Regions from separate parts of the Homo sapiens genome. Here all the other regions are linked to region 5. The links are chromatin contacts, found by Hi-C or POLR2A ChIA-PET in ENCODE. All regions are on one chromosome and are shown on one strand. Each heading gives the region's core, a stretch centred on a gene start or an enhancer-like site at or near the end of the contact. The rest is flanking DNA. Distances are from core to core; before and after follow the strand shown. Region 1 holds the start of PLA2G6 (phospholipase A2 group VI). Region 2 holds the start of MAFF (MAF bZIP transcription factor F). Region 3 has its middle 10 kb from the start of MGAT3. Region 4 holds the start of GCAT (glycine C-acetyltransferase). Region 5 holds the start of SUN2 (Sad1 and UNC84 domain containing 2). Region 6 holds the start of EIF3L (eukaryotic translation initiation factor 3 subunit L).

Region 1 (4,881 bases), core at 959-3,458, 570 kb after region 5:
AGCTGAAACTTTTTTTTTTTTTTTTTTGAGACATGGTCTCGCTCTGTCACCCAGGCTGGAGTGCAGGCGATCTTGGCTCACTGCATCCTTGACCCCCCGGCCTCCCCTGCACAGTAGCTGGGACCAAAGGCATGCAAGACCACACCTGGATAATTTTTGTATTTTTTTTAAAGACGAGGTTTCTCCATGTTGCACAAGCTGGTCTTGAACTCCTGAGCTCAAGTGATCTGCCCACCTCGGCCTCCCAAAGTGTTGGGATTACAGGCGTGAGCCACTGTGCGCAGTCAAGCTGAAACTCTTAAGCAAATTTTAAATCTTACTTTAAGGAACAATTTCCTCACCTGTAAAATGGGGACACGAGGATATGATGGAAGTGAAGTCACTTTGTAACTGGTAAAGCTCTGTACAGATATTAGTTAAGATGGTTAATTTCATTAACCTGTGAAGATTCTTAACTAAACCTTGCGCAAGTTGCATTGGCTGCCCTGTCTAGGCACTAATATCTTTAGACGGACTAAGGAGGAAACACACTTTTTTTTTTTTTGAGACAGAGTCTGGCTCTGTCACCCAGGCTGGAGTACAGTGGCATGATCTTGGCTCACTGCAACCTCTGCCTCCTGGGTTCAAGCAATTCTCCTGCCTCAGCCTCCTGAGCAGCTGGGACTACAGACTATGGCCAGCACACCCAGCTAATTATTTGTATTTTTAGTAGAGATGGGGTTTCACCATGTTGGTCAGGCTGGTCTCAAACTCCTGACCTCAAGTGATCCACCCGCCTCAGCCTCCCAAACTGCTGGGATTATAGGCGTGAGCCACCGCACCCGGCCTACACGCTTCTTTTCACAAGAATGACACCCGCAACTATACTTCCCACGTAAATGGAGAGCAGTCTGGCAGATTCATCTAGACCTAGGGTTGGGTGATTATTAGGGAAAGAAAAGGTCCAACCAAGCCAGTGGGCTGAAGAGAGGACATGACCTGCTCAGTCCGAAGCAGATGTGTGACTAAAGTCTAGTCTCCTGGCTTCTCTGCAAAATACCTCATTATCGGCATTATTAACCCTAACAACTGCCATTTATTGAAATCCCACTATGTGCACGAATGGGGACCAATTTACTTCTAGATATTACAACAATCTTGTATTACTGTGCCCACTTCCTGGATGATGGGTCTGAGGTTCACAGAGATCATTTGCCCAAGTTCCTACTGAAAGTGCTAAGGTATTTCCTGAGACTGGCTCAGGGTGTGTTGCCAGACAACAATGCACACATTTTTAACACAATACTAAACTTAGTATATTATACTTATGTTAAAAATTTCGGAGCCGGGCGTGGTGGCTCACGCCTGTAATCCCAGCACTTCGGGAGGCTGAGGCGGGCAGATCACTTGAGGTCAGGAGTTCGAGACCAGCCTGGCCAACATGGTGAAACCCCGTCTCTACTAAAAATACAAAAAATTAGCTGGGCGTAGTGGCGGGCGCCTGCAATCTCAGCTACGCGGGAGGCTGACGCAGGAGAATCGCTTGAATCCGGGAGGCGGAGGTTGCAGTGAGCGAGATCGTGCCACTGCACTCCAGCATGGTCGACAGAGCGAGACTTGTCTCAAAAAAAAAAAAAAAAAGGACATGTGGTAATTCCCCTAGGGAATTTGGCCTTAGTTGTGAAAAATAAAAAAGCTATAATCAATTTCTGTTCTATCGGAAAAAAATGTATTGGCTGTTTAGCTGAAATTCAAATGTAACTTAACATCCCGTATTTTTTATATGCTACATCTGGCAACCCTGGCTTGAGGCTACCTGGCAAAAATCAAAACAGGTTCCTCCTTGTTATGCCCTATGCCTCTGTTGCCTTTATTTTTATCTTTACGAGCAATCATTAACAGTAACTTCAGACTCCAGGCTCTGGTCGCTTTAGGAGGCGGAAGGCGGACTAGGGTAGGACTCCTGGCCCTCATCAACAGGACTGCCAAGAAGCCGGGCACCTTCTGCCCCGCACAAACATGGCCGCGCCTCGCCGCCGAGGATTGGCTCCCGCCGAAAGCTCGTCCTCCTGGCTAAGGGAGCCCCTTCCATTGGGCAGTTAAAAAAAATGGCGGACCCCGCCTCCCGCCGTCCTCGGGCGCGGGGGCGGAGCCTAGAGGAGGCCTGGGACAGGGCCACCAGTGATTGGCGGAGAGCGGTGGTCAGGCCATCACGTGGCCCGAGGCCCGTTTGTTTGCGGAAGTAGGAGGAAGTAGAAGTGCTGAGTAAGCCGAGGTGAGTGACCTCGCGGGTGGGCGGGGCCTGGGGGTCCGTTCCCCAACTTCCTCGGCGCTCCGGACTCCCAAGTCTCCGCCGGACCCTCCTTTGGATATTCCTCGTGTCTCCGATTCTGAGGCATGTCCTCCATTAACCCTTATGTGACTCCCTGAGTGCCCCCACCTTCCATCTTTTCATCCCCCTGCGTCCCCAATTCCCATCCCGAGACCGCCCGTGTCTCATCTCGAACTTGTGGACCCCAGGGACCCCAGCTTCGACCCTGAGTTTCTCCCCTGAACCCCAGTCTCCTCCGTGTGTCTCCCTCAGTATCCCTAACTTCCCGAGTCAATCCATCTCTTCTCTTTCCCCGACCCTCAGTGCCTCTTTAGGCCCCATTGGCCGTCCTAATTTTCCTTCCTGTGCTCCTCTAAGTGCTCACTTGATTCCCCACTTCACGTCCGTCTCCACCTTTCGTGGTGCCTCTACTCATTTCTCACTCCCTGCTTCTCCTGCCTTTCCTCCCTGCTTTTTTTCCTTGCCTTTCCTCTCTCGCGTGCCTCCAGACCTGCCCCCGACATGCTCCCTCCTTCCCCTCAGCCTGGCCACCCCAGAGTCTCCCACCCCTAATCCTGTGTCCACCTCCTGCTCCCACAGATGACTTGGAAGCTGGTGACAGGGAGCATGTGACCAGGGTGATCATGGGACTGGGTCGGGGCAAGCCTGTGGGTGTGGGACAGGGAGGGCACAGGGCAAGGGGACCTGTGGCCGTATTTTTAATGGGCTACCCACATGACCCCAACGAATACCTCCCCCTAGCTTCTGGGTCTTTCCCTCACCTGCCTCTTACCCGCCCAACAGGATGTCAGGCAGGTTCGGTTTGGCAACGTTGAGGCTGCACCCTTGGGCTGAATGCATTGTTTTTGAATGCATTGTTTTTGTTAGAGTTTCTGCCTGGAGTTTGGAACCTGTTTTCTGTCCAAGTCTCAGTTTCCTCATCTGTGACAGGGGAACTGTACCTCCTGCCCTCGTAAGTCTGCCATGAGGTTCAAAATTTGAATGAGAAAATGTAGAAGGTAAAGCTTTATAACCAGTATGGCCCTGTACAAATACATGATTTTACTGTTGGGTCATAGGCAGAATTGAAAGGAGTGGAAAGGGAAAGGGCTAGAATGAGAAGACAAGGAGAGAAGGATGAGCAGGAGGTCCCTTGTCTTTCAGTGTATCATTTGGCAGTGTTTGTTCATCACCTCTTGTGAGTCAGGCTCTTCTGTATATGTTCTCTTCACCATTCATTCAGTCATCGTTTATCTAACAAATATTTACGGACTGTCTGATGTTCTAGGCTACCCTTGGTGTGGCCAATGATATTCTCACTTCACATGAGAAAAAGAGGGCGCATGAGTTGCTTGAGGTCACACCGATGAGGTTGAAGCTGGAATCTGACACCAGAGCCTGTGTGATTGTCCTGATGTGTAAGGTTTGCTACTGTTTAGGACACTTCTTGTTCCTTCCGTGGATTACTTTCTTGTTACATGAGAGACTCCCCAAAAGGGAGTTTCCCTCTTACTCAGCAGAATGACATCACTAAGAGATACAGAAAGGAGAAATTTAAATACTCTGTGTGTGTGTGTGTGTGTGTGTGTGTGTGTGTGTGTGTGTGTCTGCAGACATCTATTGGGTGTGTGTGCTGGGGGAAGTAGGTAGGCAAGGAGTAAGGGGCCGTAGTGAAGAGTGTGTTACAAACTTCACTTTGTAGAGGGTGGCTCCCTGGGAGAATATGTTCTGTGTCTTTCACAGTGGATTTTGATAGGGTCATGTCTTAAATGCCTCTTCTCGTTTTCGGATGGTGATCTCATCCAGTCTTATTTCTTTAAGTGCCGTCTCTATTCTGTCAGCCCACAAATTTATATCCCCAGTCCAGTCCAGACCTTTCCCTGGAATGACATACTCAAATCTAGTTGCTTACTCAGCACCTCAAACTTAGGCTTTTCAAACTTGAAGTATTTATTTATTGATTTATTTATTTTTTGAGACAGAGTCTCACTCTGTCACCCAGGCTGGAATGCAATGGCACGATCTCGGCTCACTGCAACCTCCACCTCCTGATTCTCCTGCCTCAGCCTCCCAAGTAGCTGGGATTACAAGCATGCGCCATCATGCCCAACTAATTTTTGTATTTTTGTAGAGGCGGGGTTTCACCGTGTTGGCCAGGCTGGTCTCGAACTCCTGATCTCAAGTGATCCACCTGCCTTGGCCTCCCAAAGTGGTGGGATTACAGGTGTGAGCCACCGCGCCAGGCCTCAAACTTAAGAGTTTAGAATTGAGCTCCTGTTAGTTCTGCCCTCCATCCCTGACCCCACTCTTCACCAAAACATGTCCCTCCCACTCTCTTTCTCATCTTAGGACATAGGAGTATTGTTCATTCAGTTGCTCAGGTCAAAGCTGTGAGATTATCTATGATGCCTCTCTGTTTCTTACCCCACACCCAGCCAGAGTGATCTTGTTAAAATGTTGTTTCTTTGCAGTGGCCTCTCCTCTCATGGCACATGCCTGGCCCCCTGTTGCCTCTCTGATGTCACTGGCTTCCTTGCTTTTCCTGGAACTCGCTAAACATGTTCCAGCCCCATGGCCTTTGCACACGCTCT
Region 2 (5,021 bases), core at 1,632-4,131, 550 kb after region 5:
TCCGTGCTTGGCCCATTTCAAAACCCTGCAATGCCAGCCTCCCCGCAAGCCAACACAGTAGGGTCCTCAGGCCTCAACCGTATTCCTGTCCACTCTCTCCCAGGATCGTATGCTAACAGATGAATGAACAGACAGCAAATTCTACTATCCCTGAATGTTTCCCAAAGGGACAAGCGGGCAGTGCATGCCTGTGTGTGTGAGGGAGGAAGTTGCCTGAGTCCTGAAGGATTTGCTCGCTTTTGGGAGACTGCTTCAAGATTCCCCCAGCCCCTGCCCTGGCTTCCTGTTTCTCTGGGGTTCCCAGGCCTTTTTCTCCATGTGTTGTGGAGCTCTTAGAGGGCAGGGATCCAGGGCTCATTCATTCAATCAGCAAACATCCAAGAAGCACCTACTATGTTCCAGGCTCTGTGCTGGGCCCTGGAGACCCTGAAGTGAATCACAGCTCCTGCCTTCAAGGGCTTCACAGACAACCACCACTCTATCAGACTCAGCACACTAGTCACCTCCCCAGGGAAGCCTTCCTTGATTGCCCTGGCTAAGTCAGAGCGCTGTTATGTACTTTCAAACCACAGTGACTTCTCCCTCACATCACCCATCTAAGCTGTGTTTTGCATTTACTTCTGTGGATCTTTTTTCAAGTTTGTGTCCGCTGCTGAGCTATAAGCTCCCAGAGGGCAGTCTCTGGATCTGGTCTGTTCATCTCATCCCTGGCATCTGGTCCAGGACAAGGGCCCAATGGCAATGCAGGGCCCAGGGGTGATTCAATGGGAAGTTAAACTTCTCAGTGCTAACTTTCCATCTGGGACTGAGTCAACCAGCCACTTCCCCTCATCCCCTGACCCCAGGCCCTACTTTGTAATGTTTCCTGCCCAGCTTTGAGGGTGGGCCTGTCTGGTTCCTGTGCTCCTGGCCCCAACCCTCCTGACTCAAACCCCACCTACTCTTGGGTACCCCCAGCTCCTGGCATGGGGCTGTCAGCCCTGCTTTCTCTTCCACAATTCACCTGGAAAATACGCTGTCTGCACAGACTTCCAGAGCTTCCCCCTTCTACCCACCATCCTGCCATCCTGGCTGTTACCTAGTTCCCAGTGGTAGATGGGAATACTGAGGGTCCGGGCTGCTGTAGCAGAGCTCACCCAGGGTTCAAAGATCCAAAGTCAAAAGATCATTGGTTCCTCACCCTAGCAAGTTCAATTGCTCCCCTCCCACAATTCCATAGACCGTGGGTGGGTGGGTGGAGGGGGAAGGTGGATTAAGACCAAGGAATCTCTAGCCCCCAGCCCATCCTGCAGGCGGCTACGACAAACAGGTGCTTTCTGCAGGGCTATTGGGTGAGTGGGTGGGTGGCGGCTAGGTCAGGCCCCACCCCTCACTCATTAACCCTCCGTGCAGTCAGAGTTCTATCCCCAATGCCTACTGACCCTGCCTGGCCCAGGGTGAGGGCACTCGGGGTCTGTCGGCTGGCTCAGAGCCTCAGCTAGCTTCCGGCGTCCAGCTGTAGGTCAGTCTAGTCTCACCAGTCCCACTTGTGAACTGAAACTACCAGGAGAGCGGAAACCGGCTCCGCCCCATCCTCCACGACCTAGCAGGTACAGCCTCCAGAACCCGGACTAGCTAAAAGCCTGTGGTCCTCTCCCTGCGCCGCACCCTTGCAGTCAAGGTTTTCTGGCCCTTCCTGTTCTCATGGGACTGAGGGGATGGGCAACCCTGGGGACGAACGAGAGTCCCTTGGTTCTTCCCTCCCCAGGAAGCCCCAAAATCTGGGGACAAGAACCTGGGCTCCAACTCACTTTGTTACCAGATCCACCGGGGTGCCAAGCGGGGGTGGCTCACATCCCTCACTCCTAGCTCAGCTGGGTGGGGTCTTTGATACCTTGCCCCACCCTGTGGCTGCGGGCGCGGGCTCTGGGCGGGAGACAAACACTGGGGTCACGTGGCGGAGGCCCTGGGAAACTCCGGGGAGAGCCGGGGACGGACAGCCCCGGGTAGTAGGACTGGGGCGGCCCGGGCCAGAATTCCCAGACCCCGTGCGAAGACGCACGGGTCCGCTTCCTTCGCTCGGGTCCTTGTTCCGCGTTTACTCCGGTGGCCGGCCCAGGGCACGCCCTCTCCGAGGTACACACTGCTGGTGTACAGGCCCCAGGGAGCGCGCGCGCGGACACGCACACACAAGCACAACACACGCACACACGCCCCCGAGGTACACAGCGCACGCACGCACCGGGCAGGATACCCAGGCCGCCCGCCAGGGAACACACGCCCGCCCTCGGACGTAAACAAACCGCGCACGCACCGCCCGCGGGCGCCGGGCCAGGGCCTGTTCCCACCGAGTCACGTAGGAGCACAGCGCCCCCGCCCCCGCCGGGCGGACGCGGAGATCGCCGGCCTGCGCTGCCCCTTCCTCCCGGCGCCGCCGCCTACCCGCCCGCGCCCCGGGAAGGGGCCCCGTCTCCACCCCCACTCCCCCGAGCTGGCCTCGGCCCCGTCCTCGGCGTCCCCGGGACGGCCGCTCCCTTCTCCCCGCCCCGAGCCGTCCGGGCGATGGAGCTCCGGGAGCCCCGACGGATCGGGCCCGGGCGCCCACCCCAGGCGCATCCCGGGACGCAGAAACCCTGCCGCCTTGGGGTCCCGCGCACCGTCCTCCTGGTCCCGCGTTCCTCACCCGCTTCTGGGCCCGCTTGGTCCGGCGCGCTCACACACGCGCGTCTCGCCGCTGTCCCGGCCGCTGTCCCGATCCGCGCTCCGGTCAGTCTCCCCTCCGCTCTGAGCCGCAGGTCGCTCTGAACCGGGCGCCCGGGAGCGCTGCGCTGAGTTTTGTTGTGGGGCGGGCGGCGCAGGGGGCCGAGGCCGCGCGGAGTTGTAAGGCGAGCTTCCCGGAATTACTCACTCACAGGATTCCTTTCATTCATAAAAACCCAGTCATGCGGTGACGTCACCGACCCGGCCGCCCTCCGGCCAGGAGCGGCCGCTTGGTCCCTCGGCCCCGCCCCCGTATGACCCCGCCCCCTGGAAGCCCCGCCCCCGGGGCTGCCGCGATTCTCTGCCTGGTTCCAGGGCTCGCTGGGTGCGTTCACGTGACACCTCGCGAGAGCCCCGTGGGTGTAGGTGTCATTGGCTCATTTTACAGGTAGTGGTCCTGGCCCTCTTCTTTCGACCTAGACCTTCTGCCTTAATGATCTCATCCAGTCCCGTGGCTTTAAATGACATTTATATGGCTATGAGCCCCAGGTTTGTATTTCCGGAGCGAACAGCTTCTCTGAGTTCCAGACTCATAGCCAGCTGCCCACTCTGCGCATCCAGTGGGTGTCAGATGGGCACTGCAGAGGACTCGGCCCAAAAACCCGCTCCTGATCGTCAGCCCTACCTCTGCTCCCTTGCCACCCCATCTCAGCTGCTCAAGCCAAAACCTTGGAGCCTGGCTCCATCCCTCCCTCTCCCTTCCTCCCCACCTCAGGACTCAAGCTAGCGGTGTCTCCAGGTCTCCTGCATAGGACCATTTCTCACCACCTCCAGTCATGGCACCTGGTCTCGGCACCATCAGCTTACCCGGACAATGGCAGCAGCCTCCGAGGCTCCCTACTTTGCCTCCAAAGTCTTTCTTTCTATACCAGCCAATGTTCTTCTCAAAACAAAGCTCAGGTTGTTTACACACCTTCTTTGGCCACTCTCTCCTCATCCACTGCTCTTCGGCCACAGTGCCCTTCTTTCTGTCCCCCAAACATACCAAGCTCATTCCTGCGACAGGCCCTTGGCACTGGCTGTCTGGTCTTCTGTTCACTTGCCTGACTCTTTCTCATCTTTCACGTCAGCCCGGATGTCACTGCCTCAGAGAGACATTTCCTGACCACCCTGGTTAAAGCAGTCTTCACCTCTGAATTTTTTTTTTTTTTTCGAGACAGGGTCTCACTCTGTCACCCAGGCTGGAGTGCAGTGGCACAATCTCGGCTCACTGCAACCTCCTTCTCCTGGACTCCAGCCATTCTCCCACCTTAGCCTCCCAAGTAGCTGGGACCATAAGCACACACCACCATGCTAGGTTCATTTTTTGTATTTTTTTTTTTTTTTTTTTTTTTTTTTTTTTGTAGAGACAGGGTTTTGCCATGTTGCCCAAACTGGTCTCAAACTCCTGGACTCAGGCAATCCACCCACGCTGGCCTCCCAAAGTAATGGGATTACAGGCGCAAGCCACCGCACCCAGCCTTGAAATTTGTTCTTATATTATCTTAATACTTCTGTAGGGTGTTTCATCATTTATGTATGTGAGTGCTGGTTATTGTCTGTCTTCCCCAACCAGAATGTATGTTTTATGAAGGCAGGCCTTGCTTCTTTTTCTTTTTCTTTTTTTTTTTTTGAGACAGAGTCTCACTCTGTTGCCCAGGCTGGAGTGCAGTGGCATAATCTTGGCTCACTGCAACCTCCGCCTCCCAGGTTCAAGGAATTCAGCCCCCCAGTAGCTGGACTACAGGTGAGTCACCATGCCCAGCCAGGCTGGTTTTGAACCCCTGACCTCAGGCCACCCACCTCGGCCTCCCAAAGTGTTGGGATTGCAGACATGAGCCACTGCGCCTGGCCAGGCTTATCTTGTTCACCACTGCCTGCCCAGTGCCTGGAGTAGTGCTTGGCACATAGTAGGCCCACAGTAAATACATGTTGAAGGAATACATGACTGGAGGCTCAGAGAGGTGAAGGTGACTTTCTAAATTCACTCAGCTAGGAAGTACAAGCACTGGAATTGGTATCCAGGTCTGAATGATTCCTGGCCCAGATGTTTGGGGGTACATCGCAACCAGGGGAGGAGGGCCACATAAACATGAGGGGTGTGCGCCGTGGTGGGAAGCCCCACCCAAAAGAGATGGCTTTGGAGGCCACGTGCGGGGTGGATGTTGCTGTTCATCCCCTGCTTTCCTTTGCTCATGATGTTCCCACTGCCTGAAATTCCATCGCTCCCACAGTCCCTCCTGTGAAGCCGACATCATGGCACTTACTCCACTGTGGAGGGCATAGGGCCTCTCCAAATGGGT
Region 3 (4,995 bases), core at 1,540-4,039, 690 kb before region 5:
AACAGATGCTGAGAGTCAGACTGAGTGACCTGGTGAAGCTGAGCAGGTGAACCCACTGTAGCCTGTGGCCAGCCTAGGAGGGTGGCCTAGCAGAGTGAGGTTTGGAGGCTGGAGACCTCAGGGGAACACACTGAGCCACAACAGTGTCACCAGCTGGCATCTCCTTGTTCGGGGCCCTTGAGGGAAGCAGACATGTCCACACCTGTGTGCACAGGCCTGGCACATGGAGACCCAGGCCCTCCGTGCACACGGAGCAAGTCCCCATCAGCCTGCGTGTGCACCCACTGGAAGGCTCCCCACCCTAGTGCCACATACATGCATGCACTCTCACACAGACACGCCCCACATGCATACACAGGGTGCATCCCCGAACGCACAAGCCCTGCCAGGCACTCCCCACAAACTCACAGGACGACATTCCACAGGGTCACCGAAGGGAAGGCAGGGCTGGGAACCACGAGGCCCAGACAGGGGTGGTGTCAGGCCACGCAGAGCCCCTCTCCTGACTCCAGCACACCCTCCTCCTCTCCTCCACACCCAGCACCTGCCTTGGTGAAGGGGCCTTGAAACTCAGAGGTGGGGGCGTGGGCCCAGCCACACTGACTCTTGGCCTGTCCATCCTACAGCAACTTCAGGTCCCCAGGCCTGTCAGGGAGTTTCAGCCTCTGTCCTCACGGCCCCTGGGCCGAGTCATCACTCGGCAGCCACAAAGCCACAGGAAGGTGGGCAGGGGCTGGGCCTGGGAGGCGACCTTGGGAACATCCAGTCTATTTGTGATTGTCGGAACCCGAAAACCACAGACCCCAGGTGGCCAGCTAGGGGCCAGCGGTTACTCTGGTCCTTTTGATGGCCTGAAACTTAAATAAACCAGGGTGCTGCTGGAAGCCCTGTTCAGGGGTCCAGGCTGTCCAGCTGGACCTGGGCCAGCGAGTAGAACTGGAAGAAGAGAGAAATTCACTCAGGAAATCTGGGATCGGCCACAGGGTCTCCTGCTGGCGGTAGGAGGCTTAGCCACTGACCTTTAGCTCAAGCATGCTCTGAGGCTGGGGAACTGGCCAAATATGGTTCCACTGGGCCTCACACCTGTGACCTGGGTGAGGAGAGGGGCTTCAAGGTCATCTCCTGTGGCCCCAGTCTCATGCCACTGCTTACACACGTCCTGTGATGTGGCGCTCACTCTCTCACTCTATTATGTGACCACTTTGGCTGTTAGATACCCTAGAACCCGCTGCCTGGAACTGGGCAGAGCAAGCCAGCTTCTTCATTGGCACGGCGGTCCTCCAGACATTTGGCAAGGGTCCCTCCACCACTTCTCCTCCCAGGTTTTTTTTTTTTTTTTTTTTTTTTTGAGACGGAGTCTCACTCTGTCACCTAGGCCGGAGTGTGGTGGCTCGAACTTGGCTCACTGCAACCTCTGCCTCTCGGATTCAAGTGATTCTCCTTCCTCAGCCTCCCAAGTAGCTGGGACTACAGGCATGTGCCTCCACACCCAGCTAATTTTTTTTGTATTTTTAGTAGAGACAGGGTTTCACCATATTGGTCAGGCTGGTCTTGAACTCCTGACCTCGTTATCTGCCTGCCTTGGCCTCCCAAAGTGCTGGGATTACAGGTGTGAGCCACCGCGCCCGGCCTCCTCCCAGGTTCTTTAGCGCCTCCTCCTATGACATGGTTTCCAGACCTTTCCATCCCAGTTACTCTCCATTTGCCCTCCCCCGACATGTCCTGACTTGCATAGATGCACACAAAGGGTCTCTCACCTGCCTTGGCTGCCCTGCGCTCCGTTAACACGGCCTGCATCTGCGGCGAGAGCTCTGGCCACCACACACACTTCCTGCCAGTTGCTCTGCGAAGTGCAATGAACTGCAACTAGAAAGCTCAGGGGCTCAAACAAATTCAGGTTTAAAACAACCTCAGCCACACTATGGTATAGAAAAGGGAAGGAATAGGAGGCGGAGCACAGGCACTAGCGGAGCAGGTGCAGTTCGGGCTCCGGAAAGAGCACGGGGATGATAACCACAGAAGCAAACCCACATCACTGACCACGGGCTGGCATCATCCTGCATTGTCACGCCAGGCCGTGATGTTGGGCATGGCAGCTAACAAGACAGACCTGGGCTACCTGGGCCCAACTCCGAGATTCACTGACTCACTGTGTGACCTCAGGCAACTTGTTTGCCCTCTCTGTGCCTTCATTTCCTCATCTGTAAAGTGAGGAATGTCATAACAGACCCCGCCTGACAGGGCTGTTGGGAGGCTTGCATGAGTTGCTAGATGCAAAGTGCTTAGAACGGGGCCTGGCACAGAGCAATCGTGTCTGCCCTTCCTTTCTCCCCATTTTTCAGATAAGGAAACAGGCATGAAGCAGTGAAGTTAACTTTCCCAAGATCAGGCAGCTAATGAGTGGCAGCACCTGTGCTGGGAGGCCACTGAAAGGTTCACGAGGCCTCTAGGGGTTGGAGGAGAGGAAAGATCCACCCTGGTTTCCCCCCTGCTACCCTCAGTGAACATCACTGTCTGGGGACATTTGCTGCACTCCAGAGTCTGTGAGGCCGAGGCGGGGCCAGGGAGCGGCTGCTGTGTGGCGCCCTCCGCCTTTCGGAAACCCCAGGCAGGGCCAAGTGTTATCACCTGCAGGAGGAGCAGGCCCAGCTCATTCCCGGGAAAACACCCTCAGGGACGGGGACAGAGCCGGGGCCTCTGGAGGAAATGGCCTTTGGTTACGCTGGGGCCTGTCCAGAGCCCGCTTATCCTCCTCTACTCACCCCCAGCTGGGCCTCGAGCCTCCTGGGCCTCTTCTGCAAGCATGGGGATCACCATACACTCTGCTGCCCTGCCCCACTGGAGGCTGCCAGCAGTTAAGGACGGCTCTGAGGCTTGGGGTCCTTGGGTGGGAGATGTCTGCCAAGATGGCTGCAGGGTCCCCTCCCTCCCCGGCCCTGGCAGCATGTCCACCATTTTCCCCTCCCTGCAACCTGGGCAGGCCTGTGACTTGCTTTGCCCACTAGGATGAGGAAATGTCCAGGCTAGGCCTCAAGTGGCCTTGCAATGTCCTTTTCCTCCAGCTTGGAGGTCAGCAGCTATGGAGGGAAATCCAGGGGGAGAGCGGCCCTGGACCACACAGGGAAGAGAGGGGCCGCCTCCCCCAGCTGTTCCAGCCACCCCTGCCAGGCGTTGGGCCTGGGAGGGAGGCCAGGGGGCCGCCCCAGCCAACACCGCAGAGACAGTGACATGGCAGGCGGACCAGGCACAAGGCCTGCTCCCACCGGAGGTCTGGGTGAGTTACATCGCCTTTCCTAGATTTGGATCCCCCCAAAGAGGGACAGTAAAAGCACCAGCATGGTCTGGAGTGATGGTGCAGGATGAGCGAGCCTTGTGAGTGGTGCTTGTGACACTGGCCCAGGGGCTGTGTCGGAGAAACACCAGCCGTTTTCACTACTATTAGAGGCTTGGAGACGGCTGAATCCAGGCAGACCCTCCCCGGCTGGACAAAGTCTCCAGGGAACGGAGCAGCAGGATTCTAACAAGGGCTGCTGCTGTGGGGACACTTACTGTGGCCATGTCTCAGCATGAACCACATCACTTTTGAGCCTTCCACCGTCTCATGAGGGGTATGACGTAGCCCCCACTGACTGCAGCTGGCAGGAGAGAGACTGTTTCTAAATCAGGTCGGGATGAAAGTCACTCCTTCCTCACAGGGCCAACCCTCCAGCTCCTAGGAGGATTCAGGGCCCTGGTGATTCCTGCAGTGTTCTTGCCACCAAGCTCATCCTACAGGTGGACAAGCTGATGCTCAGAACTGGAAAGTGACTCGTCCAAGATCACACTGTGCTGCCATGCAATGTGATGGCCATGTGGAGCTGGTGGCCTGGTCCAGGCTGGCCAGGCTAGGACCAGACTCACAGCTCACAGCAGTCCTGACAAGGCTAGAGGGTCTGGAGCCATGGCCCTGAAGGCACAGAGAAGGCGCCCCGTGGATCCCTTCTCAGATTCCTCCTGTTATCCCCCTGGCGCGTGTTGCTGCTGGCTGTCAGAGGACGCGCTTAGGTTTCCTTGTTTGTTGTCTGTCTCTCCACTGGGCAGGGCCTTTCTTTGGTTCCCAATCAGAGCTGAGCGCACACTAAGTGCTCGATGCATATTCGCTGGAGGAATGATTGGATGTCGCTGGTCTGAGATGGATCAGATGGGGCCAGACTGGCAGTGGGGAGAGCTGGCAGAGGCGCTGGGAAACAGGGGAGGTAATGGTGGCTGGGGTGGAGATGGGAGGCTGGAAAGAGGAGATGAGACCTGCAGGACCAGGTGTTGTCTGGGATGTGGCATGGGGAGGGAGTTGTGGGGCTGACTCCCAGAGGTCTGATGGGGAAGGCTGCCCCTAGACTGCCCGCCCCGACAGCTGGGCTCAGAGGCTGGGTTCCAGGCGTGACATCACTAGGCAGAGGCCCTCAGCACCCTTCAGGCCCGGACTCGTGCCTCACCCTGAGATACGCCCATCCCCACCCCATCTCCTATTCCTCAAACTCTTGATCCCACTTCTGGGCCCAGGATGCCTGGGCCTCTTCCTGGAAGACTTCCCTGATTCTCCTGCTGCTTCTGCACCCTGCCCCCCAGTGATTTCTCCTTCTGCTAGCTCTTCATTCATTCATTCACTCACTTCATTACTCACTCAGGAAACAATTTCAAGACTGGCCCTATGTCCCCACGGAGACACAGAGATGACCCTGCTCCAAGGGAGACAGATTCAGAAGCCAAACCATGGCATGACTCAAATCCTAATGCTCTTAGAAAGAAAAAAATTCTCATGGATTCTGGGGTTGTCGTCAGTCATTTTTATCACAGTGTTTCTTAAATATGCGCAGACACCGAGCTAGGTGTAAAGCTCTTGTGTTTATGTTTGCCTCCAACATTAAAAACAAAGCAATGCTGGGAACGGTGGCTCATGCCTGTGATCCCAGCACTTTGGGAGGCCAAGGCGGGAGGATCACTTGAGGCCAGGAGTTC
Region 4 (4,727 bases), core at 1,810-4,309, 950 kb after region 5:
CTTTTCTTATAGAAGGTCAGGTGTGAGGGACTCTGTTTTGCAGGTGGGAAAATGAATGCTCAAAAAGGCAGTTTCCACTTTGGAAGGCCAAGGTGGAGGAGATCACTTGAGGCCAGGAGTTCAAGACCAGCCTGGCCAACATGGTGAAACCCCATCTCTACTAAACATATAAAAATTAGGCCGAGTGCGGTGGCTCACGCCTGTAATCCCAGCACTTTGGGAGGCCAAGGTGGGTGGATCACGAGGTCAGGAGATCGAGACCATCCTGGCTAACACAGTGAAACCCCGTCTCTACTAAAAATACAAAAAATTAGCCGGGAGTGGTGGTAGGCGCCTGTAGTCCCAGCTACTCGGGAGGTTGAGGCAGGAGAATGGCGTGAACCTGGGAGGCGCAGCTTGCAGTAGCCAAGATCATGCCACCGCACTCCAGCCTCAGCGACAGAGCGAGACTCCATCTCAAAAAAAAAAAAAAAAAAAAAATTAGCTGGGTGTGGTAGCATGCCTGTAATCGCAGCTACTCAGGAGGCTGAGGCATGGAGAATCCCTTGAGTCTGGTAGGCGAAGGTTACAGGGAGCCAAGATTGTGCCACTGCACTCCAGCCTGGGTGACAGAGCAAGACTCTGTCTCAAAAAGAAAAAATATATATATAAAGTTCCTTGGCCAAAGCTTTTCAGCAAAACAGAGGCCTGCACTCAGCCTTTCTGCTGCACAGCTCTGAGGCCAACAGTAGGCCCAGGGCTGTGGCTGAGCTGAGCTGGCTAAACCAGCCTTGCTGACTGTGGGAAGCAGGCAGCTGGGGTCAGTCCCCACAACCCCCCACCACTCACTGTGTACCTGGGTTCCACAGATAAAGCGGACAGAGCTGAGGCCAGCTCCAAACTCCTCCAGAGCCTGCAGACCTGCCTGGATCACCTCAGGGTGGCTGCTCAGGCCCAGGTAGTTGTTGGCACAGAAGTTAAGGATTCCTGAGGTGAAGGAGAGGAGATGGATACAGCAGCTCAGGTGGGGCAAGGGCAGGCCTGGAAAGATGACAGTGCCAGGCCCTGGGGAAATGGTCCAGAAAGGAAACAGACCTGGAGTCACCATTGAGGAGGCACCAAATTCAACAGCTACAGAAGGAGCGTCAGTGCTACACATCTTGAAGAGCAAGAAGTTTAAACTTTTTTTTTTTTGAGACAGGGTCTAGCTCTGTCGCCCAGGTTGGAGTACAGTGGTGCAATCATGGTTCACTGTAGCCCCAACCTCCCAGGCTCAAGCAATCCTCCCACTTAACCTCCTGAGTAGCTGGGACTACAGGTGCGTGCCACCATGCCCGATTAAATTTTTTTATTTTTTGTAGAGATGGGGTCTCATTATGTTGTCCGTGCTGGTCTCGAACTCCTAGCCTCAAGCAATCCTCCTGCCTTGGCCTCCCAAAGTGCTACGATTTCAGGCACAAGCCACTGTGCCCAGCCTAAACTCTGGCTTTGAATCACATTCTACCCAAGGAGGAACTCAGCCCTTCCTCACAGGCTTCTCCTGTGCCTGAAGACCACCACTGACTCCTTATCTGACCCCTTGGTTTCCTTGAGGGTTAAAGAAGAGGGCTGGATCAGACGCCTGCTGCAGTCCTGGAACTCCACAGTTTACTTTGCTGCCAGAATCACACCCCCAAAGGTAGGTGCCTGAGATACCAGTCCCCGAATTCTAAAGCCCAGAGTGAACACAGCTGACCTTAGGAGCAAACAGCCAGAGGGGAAAGTTCACACAGCCTGGGAAAGGCAAAAACAGGATGAGAACTTGGGTCTCCTAATTTCCCATCTTTTGACCGGCTCTAAGCTTCCCCTGAGGGAGAGAAGGGATTACCTGGGACCTCTGTTTTACAAATGAGTGCAACAGCACCAAGGGTTCTATGCCTATTTCCTGGGCAGAAGGCAGCTTTGGGAGCTTGTTGATGATTACCACTCACCTGAGGCCTGACACGAATAAGTCAGGTGTAACCACTGGTTAGAGTGAAATGAGGGAGGGCTGGGAGTGGTGGCTCACGCCTGTAATCCCAACACTTTGGGAGGCTGAGGCGGGAGGATCACTTGAGGTCAGGAGTTCGAGACCAGCCTGGCCAACATGGTGAAACCCAGTCTCCACTAAAAATACAAAAATTAGCCGGGTGTGCTGGCACGTGCCTGTAGTCCCAGCTACTTGGGAGGCTGAGGCATGAAAATCGCTTGAACCCGGGAGGCAGAGGTTGCAGTGAACCGAGATCTCGCCACTGCACTCCAGCCTGGGCGACAGAGCAAGACGAGACTCCATCTCAGAAAAAAAAAAGGAAAGAAAGAAATGAGGGAGACCTGGCAGGGCCAACTCATCATGTGATTTCTGTGGCAGCCCTGGGACCCCTTGCTTGCTATGAGTTTACCCAGCAAGCTGTCCTCTCTGGCCAGTCAGGCAATGTTCCAGCTCCAATATTCCAGCGCTGCCTGCAGCTAGCTGGGGGCTTTTGGGCAAGCCATTTCACATCTGTGGATTTCAGCCTCTTCGTTTGTAAAGTGGAATTAGTCATTCCTGCGTCTAGAAGTTAGCAGGAGTTCACGTGCAGCAACAATTGGTAGAGACCTTCACAAAGGAGCCGCTCAAGAAATGCGGGTTTTCTTGCTGGGCAAATCGCCTCCCTCCGTCAAAAGGGTTTAACCAGGCAAGAGTCAATATTAGGAAGCCATAAAGTCGCCCTGAGAGATGCGAAGGGGAACAGTAGCTAAGAGTGTAGGAGCCGCCCACCCCCACCTCCAGGACCTCCATTCCAGCGCAAGCTCGGGAAAGGTCTTGGAACGACTCCCGGAACGGAGCGTTACCTCCGGAGACGCCGTCCACGCGGATGTGCGGCCCCTGACGGGACGTGATGACCCGCTCACTCTTCCAAGTGCCAGCTCCGCGGATGCCTTCCAGCTCCCCCTCCAGAATGCCACGCAGCTGGGCCAGCGCTGACTGTGCGCGGCGGCCGCGGGGCACCCAGAAGAGTGCGGCGCGCCAGGCGTTCCCAGGCCACATCGCTCCTACCTCGCCCGAGCGCGCCTGCCTGCCTGGGAGCCGTGCGCATCGCGGACGCAGCCTGGTCGCGTGGCCGGGGGCCGGGCTCCAGCAGCCAATCGGAGCTAGGGGGGCTCGCTTAAAAAGGCGGGGAGGCGGGCCTAGGACGGGTGGGCGGGGCCTGGCGGGATCCGCCAGGGACCGAGAGGCTTGACTTGTAAGTTGAGACTGCCGAAGTCCGGATGGCAGAGGGGAGGGAAGGGGGCGGAGGAAGTCGCGTCAGGGCCAAGCCCACCAGACTCCCCACCGCATTCCCACGTACTCACCTCTCGGCCGGAAATGGGGTACCCTCTGGACCCCAAAGGCAGAAGCCTAGAAGCCGGCTAAGGCACGTTCCGCAGCCTCCGGGACTAAGGATTCCTGGCTTCTGTCCAGCTCCTGAACCCTCCCCCGCCATTCTCAGGTGCAAACGCCCCAGATGTCCCCACTGCCTGCCCGCCTAACCGCTCCGCATTCATTCTCCAGTCTTCAAAGTGAGGAAAAATACACCGCTCAGTTTCTCCCTTTTCCAATTTATTTTAAAGTTTTAAAATTACAAAGACAGCAAAATTTTCCCGGCACAAGTAACACTTGTTTAAAAAAGGGGGTGGGGGGGGGACGCGCAAGTGCGCGATTTTTCTATTTTATTAAAAATAAGAGAAAGACAACTGTACAGGTTTTTTCTCCCAGCTCCCGGGTGTGAAACTAAGTACTAGCCCTAGATATGTATATATACACAAACACACACATGCACACAGATCTAGCTCTGTAAAACTACTTAGCAAATCCCAAATCGACTGCAGTAAGTCTTACTATCCACTGCCCGCCCACTCCCCCTCCCCCTCCCGCAGCTACAACTACTTATAATAAAGGACTCAAAAAGAGATCGGGAGGTTTTAAGTGGCCGCAGCCCCACCAAACCAAGCAAAGACACCTCTTGTACAGGAGGAACAAAAATCCAGAGGAAAAGAAAAGTCTTCCTAGGACACAATCCATCGATTGCGTGGAAAAACCTAAGTTTCAACAGGGCACACTGAGGCACTTGGCTGACTCCCCACCCTTCCCCTGAAGTTTTCACTCCGGTTTAACAAGAGAATTTGCTGAAGCCACAAAGATCCCCCAATGGCTACATCCTAGCTGACTGGGAGAAACTATGGCTTCTCCCATCCAGCTGTCACTTGGACCCCACTCCCCTTCCCTAAGAAAATAGGGAGGCCGAAAGCGCAAACTAACAAAAATGAGAAGGAAACTGGGTTTGGGCCCCCACTGCTCACCACTGGGAGGTGGAAGTCAGCCCGGTGGCGGTTTTTTTCCCCCTCCTTCCTTTGCCGGCTGGCTGCTCCCTACCACCTCTCTCCTGCTGGCCAAAGGTTCTGAAACTCTCACAACGGGTGCCCAACTCAAAGAAAACTCACTCACCCTAAAGATATTCCTGCTAACCTCACAATTCCTGGGTTCCCTCTCATCTAGCCAGAACAAACTGCCTTGTGTCTTCTCCCCACCCACATCTACCTTCATGGCAAACAAGCCAACAAAACACACAAGCCCCCCCCGCAAATCCCTAACCCCGTAAGTAGGTTAATAGCAAAACAAAATATAAGTACATTCTCATCATTAGATTGGTTGTTGCTGTCCTTGCACAACTGGTTAAGGAAAAATGAATTATTCTGTAATTTCTGAAGAA
Region 5 (4,388 bases), core at 350-2,849:
GAGCCTCACATATCCACTCAGCACATCCTGGGAGGGGACCTGGACTCCCCCCCGACCCCAGCAAGGCCAGACCCCCCTGTCTGCCAGGACCCCCGGAGAGGGGGAAGCAGGCTGTGCAATGGAGGAGGTAGGATGTGGCAACTCCATAGAAGTGGTTAGGACAGAATTCTGGAGTTGCGCATCCCAGAGATGAGGAGTCAGAGAGGCCCTTCCCCTACCTGGATGCTGCCCCTACGTCTGATTTGAATTCTCCTTTCATTGCTCCATCCAGCAGACACTCAGACCAGAGCCAGGCTCGGTACCAGGCTCTGGAGAGCTTGTCCATGTCCTCAAAGAGCTTGCAGTCTAAACCTAGGAGTGATAATGGCCAGCACCGTGGTCTCCAGGAGGGTGGAAGAGCAGGAGACTCTTCTCTTTCCAGAGCAGGCAATGGAGGCCCAGGAAAGGGGACTGTTCTTGTCTGGAGTTGGGCTGAAGCCGCTTTAGCATGAGGGTTTTGCCTTTCCTCAATCCTCCGACCCCACAGCCTTCCTGTTCCTGCCTCGGTGATTTTGTCATTCTTGTCTCGTTTCCTCTTGGTACTTTAAAAGTAAAATAACGACTGTTCATCTGCCCTTAGAAGGGCTGGCACAGAAAGAGATTCATCCCAAGCTGTGCACCTGCTCTATCTGTACAGTTGGCGGATGGGGAGCCAAGGAACAGGACCCCCGGAGTCAGGCAGCATTTTACTCAAACGCTGAGCACTCGTTCCAAGTCTGAGTAAGGTAGAAGAATGAGTGGCCAGCCCTGCCTTCCCACAGCTCAAGTGCAGCAAGCACCGTCCTTAAAACAGAAGAGCTGGCCGGGCGCGGTGGCTCATACCTGTAATCCTAGTACTTTGGGAAGCCGAGGCGGGAGAATCACTGGAGCTCAGGAGTTCGTGACCAGCCTAGGCAAACATAGTGAGATCTCGTCTCTATTTAAATAAAATAGAAAATCTGTTTAAAACAAACAAAAAATAGAAGAGCTGTCGTGAAACTTGGGTGCTCTGGGTAAAGCTTGGGAAGAGGCAGGGCCTCCCAGCATGTCTGGAATCCCCAAATTAGCAACCTGTTTCCTTGTCTGAAAAATGGGTGTAGAAATGGCCGGCTAAGAGGACAACGGCACTGGTGCCGGGTGTTGAGCAAGCCCTCGACAGCCTCACCGAGAGTGCACCAAGGGCCACCCGCGCGCTGCCGCTCCCAGGGCTCCCACCCTCCCCTCGGACGCCGGCCTGGTGAACCAGGCTGCAGGCGCGCGTGGGAGCGCTCAGAGCTGTCTCAGGTGTTCTGAGCCGCCAGATCGGGAGTCCAGTGCCCTGCTGAGCCCGAGCCCCAGCACAGGCTCCCGTCGCGTCCTCCCGCAGCCCGGGGTCCCCGCCCGCCCAGCGCCTCCCACGCGCGGACTCCTAGGCTGAGCGCGCAGGGCAGCGGGGCCCACGCGAGGGCGGGGCGAGCCGGGGCTTTGTGTTCAAACCGGCCAATGGGTGGCGGCGGTGGGCGGTGACGGCCGGCGGGGCCTGACCAATGGGCTGCGGCCTGTCAGCGTTGACTGACAGGCGCACACATACAGAGTCGGCCACACGCGCGCCGCCCGGCCCCACTCGCGCAGCGCGGGCCTCCGCCGGCCGCATTGTCCGCCCGCCCGCCTTGTCCCGCGTCGCCGCTCTTCGCGTGCCCGCGCGCCCCGGGCCCGGCCGCTGTGTCGCCCTGAGCGGAGCGCCGCCCGCGGGATCCCCACGCGGAAAGGGGGCGCGCCCCGGCGGCGGCCTGGCCTCGGACGCCCCCGGCCGGGCTAGAAGCCGCCGCGGCAGCAGGTGAGTGCGGGCGAGCTCAGGAGAGGGTTGGGGGGCCGCGGCCCGGCCTGACCCCGGGTCACCGTCGGGCCACTCGGGCGGGGCCGCGCCGCCAGGCCTGCTTCCTCCTCTCCGGGACGTGCTGGGCCGGATCCAGCCTCCACCCGGGTCCGCGGCCCGCGCCCTGACTCACCTCCTGGCCCCCGCCCCGCCTGCCGCGCCACTGGTCAGCCGGGAGGGCGGTGTCTGCGGGCGGGACTTCCCGGGCAGCCTCCCGGGAGGAGGAGGGCAAAGGCCGACTGCCCCAACCCGGCCCCGGGCAGCGCCTACGGGTTTTGTGCCAGACAGGCCGTTTCCAGGGACAGGCAGTTCCCAGCCTCTGCCTGTCAGAACTCAGGGCCTCAGAGGAAGGCCCGTTTTGTTCAGTTCTAAAACAAAACAAAACAAAGCAATGGGGGGCGCGGTGTGACTTAGAGAGCCAGGAGGCGCGCCTTTGGTGACAATTTCTGCAGGTTTGGCCTGTGGGAATGAGGGCAGAGGGAGTTAGCACCGGGCGTTTGGCAGGTCCCACAAGGGCGTGTGGCCTGGCTGTGCCCAGGGAGTGGAAATGTCACGAGGAAGATGCCCCAGATCTGGTTTAAGTCTGAAGATGGATGGAGATGTTTGTGATGGGGAAGGGCGGAATTGAGAAAGGAAGTCGCCCAGCTGAGAAGTGGGGAAGGATGCTTTCCGATGAGCGTTTCCTAACTGATTGTTAGGGAGGAGGTGGGGCGGGGGTGGTGTCTATTATGATTCGCAGTAGTAGATTTCAGCTCCCAGAGGCTCACTTCTTGTTTTGGAGAATGGGGCCTCGACCTTTTTCATCTTGTGAAACCCAGACTCAATGGTAAACTGTTTTGTGATGCCAGGATGCCGCAGGAAAGACTGAGAGGCATCTCTGGGAGTTCTGGGAGGGCGGAGGCGGGTGCTGACAGTTTTCAGCACTCCCCGCTCAACCTCCATCAGAATATTTAGTTCTTCCCAGCGGCAGCTTGGGTATGGTATAAACATGTTGCCTTGTTTCTGCCCTGGGCAAAGGTGTCACCTCCTTCAGCAGGACAGAGGCTAAGAGGAGTCCCTGTGTGGGCAGCTGGAGCCTTCAGGTAGGGACCGTACGGGCGGGGCAGGGAGGGGGGAGGGGAGATTACCTTATAAGGACAGGAATAGAGACAAGGACCCAGGCCAACTTCCTGCTTTTCCTACTACCAATCGGTCCCTTTTCCAACACCAGCTAAAAGTAGAGGGGATGCCAGATGGGCGTCTGACCTGGGAAGATGCCAACAAGGCCAGGACATGAGGCTGCTTGTTTTTCAGAGGAGGACTTTCTAGCTGGACTAACCAGACCTTCGGGTTTCTGCAGCCTGGGTTGGGAAGTGGACTTCTATACTCACCACACAACCCAGAGAACTGGTCATTTAAGTATCAACCAGGAATATTAGAAGTGATCAAAAGTCACAAGCAAGTGCTAGGAATTCCCAAGTGACTTTGTTGTACGGGCCAGCAGAGGCACTAACGTTGAGACTCCCCATGTTGGCAGTCGGGGACTTTGAATTCGGGTGTCTAGACCTGAGTGGTTCATTAATCTTCCTCATGTCACAGAATGCTACCTCTTGCCAGATCTTTGCACTTTGGCTTCCTTTGTCCTCATTATCAGTTCCAGAGCCTTGATTTCTGCCCCACATGGTGACCGGAACTGACTGTAATTCATGCTGCCCTCCTCCTCCCTATTTTGTTAGTTTGCTAACAAATATTTGTTGTGTAACAAGTTTGTATACAGCCTTGTTTTGCGCATGTGTGAGGCTAAAAAAGATTCTAGCTGAGGACACACAACTAGAATCTTCAATACATTCCTGAAACAACTGGAAAACTTTATGCCTGAGTAGAAAGACCCAGGCCCTACAGCCTGTCAGAGCTGAGCCCAAACCCTGGCTTTGGCACTTACAGGCTGGGGACTGTGGACAAGTTACCCATTGCCTCAGTGTCCAGGTTCTTCCCTTGTAGATGGGAGTAATGATACCTACCTTGCTTCTAATAATATAAATGAGGTATACAAGGAGCCCGGTCCCAGCAGACACTTACCATTTTATCATCATCTTACCAAGATGTGGCAGCACAGTGTGCACCGTGGGGACAGACAGTGCAAGCGCCATCAGGACGTAGGTGGGAGCCTGGCCAACTTGGTGAAACCCTGTCTCTATTATTAAAAGAAAAGAAAAGAAAAATCCTTTTGGCTGAGCGTGGTGGCTCATGCCTGTAATCCCAGCACTTTGGGAAGCCGAGGTGGACAGATCACCTGAGGTCAGGAGTTCGAGACCAGCCTGGCCAACATGGCGAAACCCCGTCTCTATTAAAAATACAAAAATTAGCCAGTCCCGGTGGCGCACACCTGTAATCCCAGCTACTTGGGAGGCTGAGGCAGGAGAATCGCATGAACCTGGGAGGTAGAGGTTGCAGTGAGCCAAGATTGCACCACTGCACTTCAGCCTGGGAGGCAGCGCGAGACTCCATCTCAAAAAAAAAAAAAAAAAAAAAAAGA
Region 6 (4,459 bases), core at 895-3,394, 910 kb after region 5:
CCTCATTTGTAGGAACTATATTACCAGGCCAGTCCCACCCAGAAAGAGGCCCTTTCAGCCAGTAGCCCATACCTGTTCTCATAGATGTCCTGGATCTCATACACCTTCTGGTCAATGACATCACTGGAGACACGACTGGCCTGTAGCTCATACACTTTCTGGTCAATCAAATCTGAGACAGTTTTGTGGAAATACTGGATGAAGTTTTTGATCACCTCAGGGATCACCTGATAGGTTTGCTGTTCATACTGACGTTCATAAGCAAGGTCCTGCTTTGGATCTCCTGGAGGTTGGATACAACAAATACAGAGTATGCTCAAACCCACATATATGATAGAACGAAATGGCAAGACCACCCCAGAAACTAAACTCAGGTCTGCGTAAAATTCCCTTTTGAATACTCAGAGATACAAACATCTCAAGTCACTCCCAATCTCGTTGTCCCTGTTTCTTCAAAAATATTACCATGACTTAAAGTTATTTTTCACTTATTATCTGTTTTGCACCCTTCTCCCAAGTCTAGGAAGTCAGGAATCTCGTCTGTCTTGTACTCAGACATACCCTCAGGGCCTAGAAAAGTGTGCGTTGGAGGGGAGAGAGGCAAGACTGTTGGAAAGTAAGTGGTAACAGGTACTTAATATTTCTTGAATGAATAACTGTCACCTTTTAAATATATGACTGTGCCAAGTTACTACTAATAAACCTCTCTGCTATATTTTCTATTCTTTAGGAGACATTAACATACAGAACTGCTGTAAGGATTAAACAAAATATTTCATACAAAGTACTTAGAACAATGGATAACACTGACTACTAAGTCAAGTCACTATAACGTTTCAGGAAACCTCAGACACCTCCTAAAAAGATTTCATTCGGGCTTGGTTTGAATTACTTAAATTTTTCACATCAAGATTTTCTTCCTTGGGGCAGGCGCGGTGGCTCACGCCTGTAATCCCAGCACTTTGGGAGGTTGGGGCGGGTGGATCACCTGAGGTCAGGAGTTCAAGACCAGCCTGGACAACACGGCGAAACCTCGTCTCTATTAAAAAAATTTAAAAATTAGCTGGGAATGGTGGTGGGCGCCTGTAATCCCAGCTACTCAGGAGGCTGAGACAAGAGAACTACTGCTTGAACGAGGGACGCGGAGGTTGCAGTGAGCCGAGATCGCACCACTGCACTCCAGCCTGGGGGACAGAGGGAAACTCCATCTCAAAAACAAAAACAAAAACAAAAACAAAAAAGCTTTTCTTATTTGGCTAATAGTTTACACAAGAAAACCATAGCCAGGTAAGTAATCCTTCTCTTCCAAGACTGAGGTGGACTATGATAAAAAGCCTGGTTTATTAGGCTTTATAAAACCCCTCGCACTGGCAGCTAATGACTGACTCCAAACCTGGACCATCAAAGAGCAATTTTTGATGCCTGTCAGAGCTGGTTCTAAGACATTCCAAAGGAACTGATCCCTACGAGTACTCAGCCAGCCTAACCCGTGGTCTCACCTGTGTGCATATCATAGTCGCTGGGATAAGCGTAGGGGTCATAAGCCGCCTAGAAGGAAAGAGACACAGTCAAGGACAGCCGCCAAGTCGTGAATTCAAAACGCTCATCCTAGAGTCTAGATGCCAAGCAGAGAGCTAAGGATACAGAGGCGAATAAGACACTGTGCCTGCCTTTGAGGAACTCACACGCCTTAGAGAAAAGGGACAGTAAACAGACAATGACAATACAACATTACGGGTGCAATGAGGTGGAGCAAAGGACAAGAGGCTGTGGGAATCAGCGAGATTTGACCAGACGGAGCCTAGACCAAAAAAACTCAGGTGCAGAAACACAGAAACGTCTAACAGGCCTTAGTCTCCGGTCTTAGAAAGGGGAAGGACAAGCCAATCGAACACGCGAAGTGGGCGGGCAGAGCCAGGGTTGTCTAGGGACCGGGAACTGTGGGAGCAGCCTGAGGGCCGGGCGGGAGGTCGGCCGGAGCTGGCCGCGACCCGGAAGCTGCCTCGCGCCGGGACCCACATCCAGTGGTCCCAGAGATCACCCCGTCGTGGAGCCCACCGCGCCCTTACGGCCACCTTACCTCAGACTCATAATCATCAGCGGGATAAGACATGGCTGCCTCGCTTGCGAGCACCGCCGGAAAGAGCGAAATGAGCGGCCCGCGCCTGCGTCCTGAGGCCGGAAGTTCAGCCCCACTCGGGCCTGCCGGGAAACCGGAAGCCTTTCCGAGGCCTCTGGCCATCTGAGACAGCCATATCCAGAAGGAAGAGGAGCCGCGTTCCGTGGCTCACACCTGTAACCCCACCAGTTTGGGAGGCCGAGGCGGGCGGATCACCTGAGGCTGAGGCCGGGGGTTTGAGACCAGCCTGACCAATATGGAGAAACCCCGTCTCTACTAAAAATACAAAATTAGCCGGGAGTGGTGGCGCATGCCTGTAATTCCAGCTACTCGGGAGGCTGAGGCAGGAGAGTCGCTTGAACCCGGGAGGCGGAGGTTGCGGTGAGCCGAGATCGCGCCATTGCACTCTAGCCTGGGCAACAAGAGGGAAAACTCCGTCTAAAAAGAATAAGAGGGTTACAAGTAGCCTGAATTTTCCTCTCTTCAAATAGGGACTTCTCAAAGAAGGTGAATCTATAATAGTGGTGTAGATTCAGATATAAGGACACGTATTTGGCGTAAAGGAGAGGCAAAGTTAGAGGAACCAGAAAGAATGCTACACAAAAGATGGCCGGCTTCTCGCGTGAAGGAAGATTCGGATACGGGGGCCTGATGGATTTAGTTGTAGGCGGTTTGCCTGCAGCGAGTAAATTATTCAAACGTTCGGACTTCACAAGACTAAACTTACTGGGGATAAAAATTGAGATTTGGCCGGGCGCGATGGCTCACGCCTGTAATCCCTACACTTTGGGAGGCCGAGGCGGGTGGATGATCTGAGATCAGGAGTTCGAGACCAGCCTGGCCGAAATGGCGAAACCCCGTCTCTATTAAAAATACAAAAATTAGCCGGGAGTGGTAGCGTCCGCCTGTAATCCCAGCTACTCAGGAGGCTGAAGCAGGAGAATCGGTGGAACCTGAGAGGCAGAGGCTGTAGTGAGCCGAGATCGCGCCACTGCACTCCAGCCTGGGCGACAGAGCAAGACTCCGTCTAAAAAAAAAAAGAAAAAAAAAAATTGAGATTTGGTCCCATGCAGTAAGAGGGAATGGAGAACAGGAGCCACCCAACTTTGGACATTAAAGTTGGAGCAGGCAAAGATGAGGCCAGCTGTGTCGCGAAGCCTGGGACATGGGCAGCTCTTGAGTACACCGGGTTCGAGGCCAGGGGAAACCCTCAAGGTAGAGATGGGGTTATAAAGCAAACCAATAAAAACCGGTGTATGAGTCAAGGAGAGGCCTTAGTTTAGCCATCTGCCCATACACAACACCTAGTGGAAATCCGAGTTCCAGTCCCTACTCCGCCACTGATTTGCTGTGTGACCAGGACTCTCTGGGTCCCTTTGTCACGCCGCCCTCCTTGCTTTTCCCACTGAGGCACGCTCCACCTCTGGGATTTTGCACTCACTGTTATCCAAGTCTAGAATCGAATGCAGTGGCACCCCCACTCCCATTCCCTTCCCCATCGGTATCTGCATGGCACCTTCAGGTGTCTGCTCTGATGCCATCCACTCAACATCCTATTGAGAATTGCAATGCCCAGCCCCAACTCCCTATGCTGCGTTCTTGTTTTGTGTTTCTTCCTTGTGCTGTCACCAGAGGTGACACAAATTTGGAAATAATGGAGCTTAAGCTTTACCGACCCTCGATTTGGTTCAGGACCTTCCCTGAACCAAGGAAGAGTCACAGTCTCTTCCTTGGTTCAGGGAGGGTCCCCAACAATGTCCTCATGGTCCTTTGCTTTTGTAAAATTTGTGAAATATTTTTATTGCTGAAACCACCTTTGCAAAAATTGTAACAGTGAGAAAATAATGACAGTGAAAGAGATCTGATCTAACCAACCCTCATCTTCCATTTAATCTTCAGACTGCCCTTAATCATTCCTGGCTCGAACCGAGCTAACTTTGGGAGACATTTAGTTTCTAGTTTAAATAATAACCCTTCTCCGAGGCCTGGCACAGTGGTTCACACCTGTAATCCCAGCACTTTGGGAGGCCAAGGCAGATGGATCACCTGAGGTCAGGAGTTCGAGACCAGCCTGGCCAACATAGTGAAACCCCGTCTCTACTAAAAATATAAAATTAGCCGGGCATGGTGGCATATGCCTGTAGTCCCAGCTACTCGGGAGGCTGAGGCAGGAGAATCACTTGAACCTAGGAGGCGGAGGTTGTGGTGAGCCAAGATTGCACCACTGCACTCCAGCCTGGGCAACAAGAGCAAAACTGCCTCAAAAAAAAAAAGAAAAAAGAAAAGAAATTGGCCGGGCGCGGTGGCTCACGCCTGTAATCCCAGCACTTTGGGAGGCCG

What was found. Hi-C counts contacts between places; a loop is a spot of excess contacts on that map. ChIA-PET counts read pairs that join two places held with the same protein, here RNA polymerase II (POLR2A). Pooled maps may share reads with other maps.
Region 1: a loop to region 5 is called in a map with no recorded cell type, with 8 times the contacts of the local background. The contact joins the promoter of PLA2G6 here to the promoter of SUN2 in region 5. A Hi-C loop is called at or near these places in 2 of 37 single-sample maps with no recorded cell type and 8 of 50 pooled maps. POLR2A ChIA-PET finds 5 or more read pairs at or near these places in 1 of 52 experiments (HepG2).
Region 2: a map with no recorded cell type shows a loop between it and region 5 (5-fold over the local background). The contact joins the promoter of MAFF here to the promoter of SUN2 in region 5. A Hi-C loop is called at or near these places in 2 of 37 single-sample maps with no recorded cell type and 8 of 50 pooled maps. POLR2A ChIA-PET finds 5 or more read pairs at or near these places in 3 of 52 experiments (BJ, PC-9 and T-cell).
Region 3: a map of OCI-LY7 shows a loop between it and region 5 (4-fold over the local background). The contact joins the enhancer-like site here to the promoter of SUN2 in region 5. A Hi-C loop is called at or near these places in 1 of 168 maps with a recorded cell type or tissue (OCI-LY7), 2 of 37 single-sample maps with no recorded cell type and 4 of 50 pooled maps. POLR2A ChIA-PET finds 5 or more read pairs at or near these places in 2 of 52 experiments (B cell and GM10248).
Region 4: a loop to region 5 is called in a map of ascending aorta, with 15 times the contacts of the local background. The contact joins the promoter of GCAT here to the promoter of SUN2 in region 5. A Hi-C loop is called at or near these places in 1 of 168 maps with a recorded cell type or tissue (ascending aorta) and 8 of 50 pooled maps. POLR2A ChIA-PET finds 5 or more read pairs at or near these places in 1 of 52 experiments (WTC11).
Region 6: a map of GM12878 shows a loop between it and region 5 (7-fold over the local background). The contact joins the promoter of EIF3L here to the promoter of SUN2 in region 5. A Hi-C loop is called at or near these places in 1 of 168 maps with a recorded cell type or tissue (GM12878) and 8 of 50 pooled maps. POLR2A ChIA-PET finds 5 or more read pairs at or near these places in 1 of 52 experiments (HEK293).

Annotation. Positions count from the first base shown.
Region 1 is chr22:38,179,157-38,184,037 of GRCh38, reverse strand. It overlaps PLA2G6 (phospholipase A2 group VI), which reads left to right and starts at 2,208. Exons shown (of 17, transcript NM_003560.4): 1 at 2,208-2,374. RefSeq lists enhancers at 1,936-2,045, 1,962-2,256, 2,206-2,655, 3,286-3,355, 3,636-3,805.
Region 2 is chr22:38,199,854-38,204,874 of GRCh38, reverse strand. It overlaps MAFF (MAF bZIP transcription factor F), which reads right to left and starts at 2,881. Exons shown (of 3, transcript NM_012323.4): 1 at 2,663-2,881. RefSeq lists silencers at 25-74, 1,295-1,374, 2,225-2,664, 2,725-3,054, a cis regulatory region at 287 and an enhancer at 215-359.
Region 3 is chr22:39,444,060-39,449,054 of GRCh38, reverse strand. No RefSeq gene overlaps it. Among named protein-coding and RNA genes, the nearest start is that of MGAT3, 10 kb to the left of the region's middle. RefSeq lists enhancers at 311-360, 1-895, 1,621-1,810, 2,041-2,090 and a silencer at 1,205-1,396. Within about 2 kb of position 2,789, at least 9 of the 41 ENCODE cell types and tissues checked have a DNase peak (open chromatin) inside an H3K27ac peak, as active enhancers do; they include B cell and OCI-LY7, where a contact is called at or near this core.
Region 4 is chr22:37,806,266-37,810,992 of GRCh38, reverse strand. It overlaps GCAT (glycine C-acetyltransferase), which reads right to left and starts at 3,059. Exons shown (of 9, transcript NM_014291.4): 1 at 2,830-3,059; 2 at 836-966. The coding sequence starts at 3,025. It overlaps H1-0 (H1.0 linker histone), which reads right to left. Exons shown (of 1, transcript NM_005318.4): 1 at 3,561-4,727. RefSeq lists a silencer at 2,955-3,244 and an enhancer at 4,673-4,727.
Region 5 is chr22:38,753,209-38,757,596 of GRCh38, reverse strand. SUN2 (Sad1 and UNC84 domain containing 2) reads left to right here and starts at 1,599. Exons shown (of 18, transcript NM_015374.3): 1 at 1,599-1,834. RefSeq lists enhancers at 318-457, 2,716-2,785 and silencers at 1,216-1,765, 1,876-2,225.
Region 6 is chr22:37,847,104-37,851,562 of GRCh38, reverse strand. EIF3L (eukaryotic translation initiation factor 3 subunit L) reads right to left here and starts at 2,144. Exons shown (of 13, transcript NM_016091.4): 1 at 2,081-2,144; 2 at 1,500-1,548; 3 at 73-283. The coding sequence starts at 2,113. It overlaps MIR659 (microRNA 659), which reads left to right and starts at 3,789; the gene lies at 3,789-3,885. It also overlaps a transcript of ANKRD54 not described here. RefSeq lists enhancers at 1,458-1,979, 1,980-2,502, 2,503-3,025.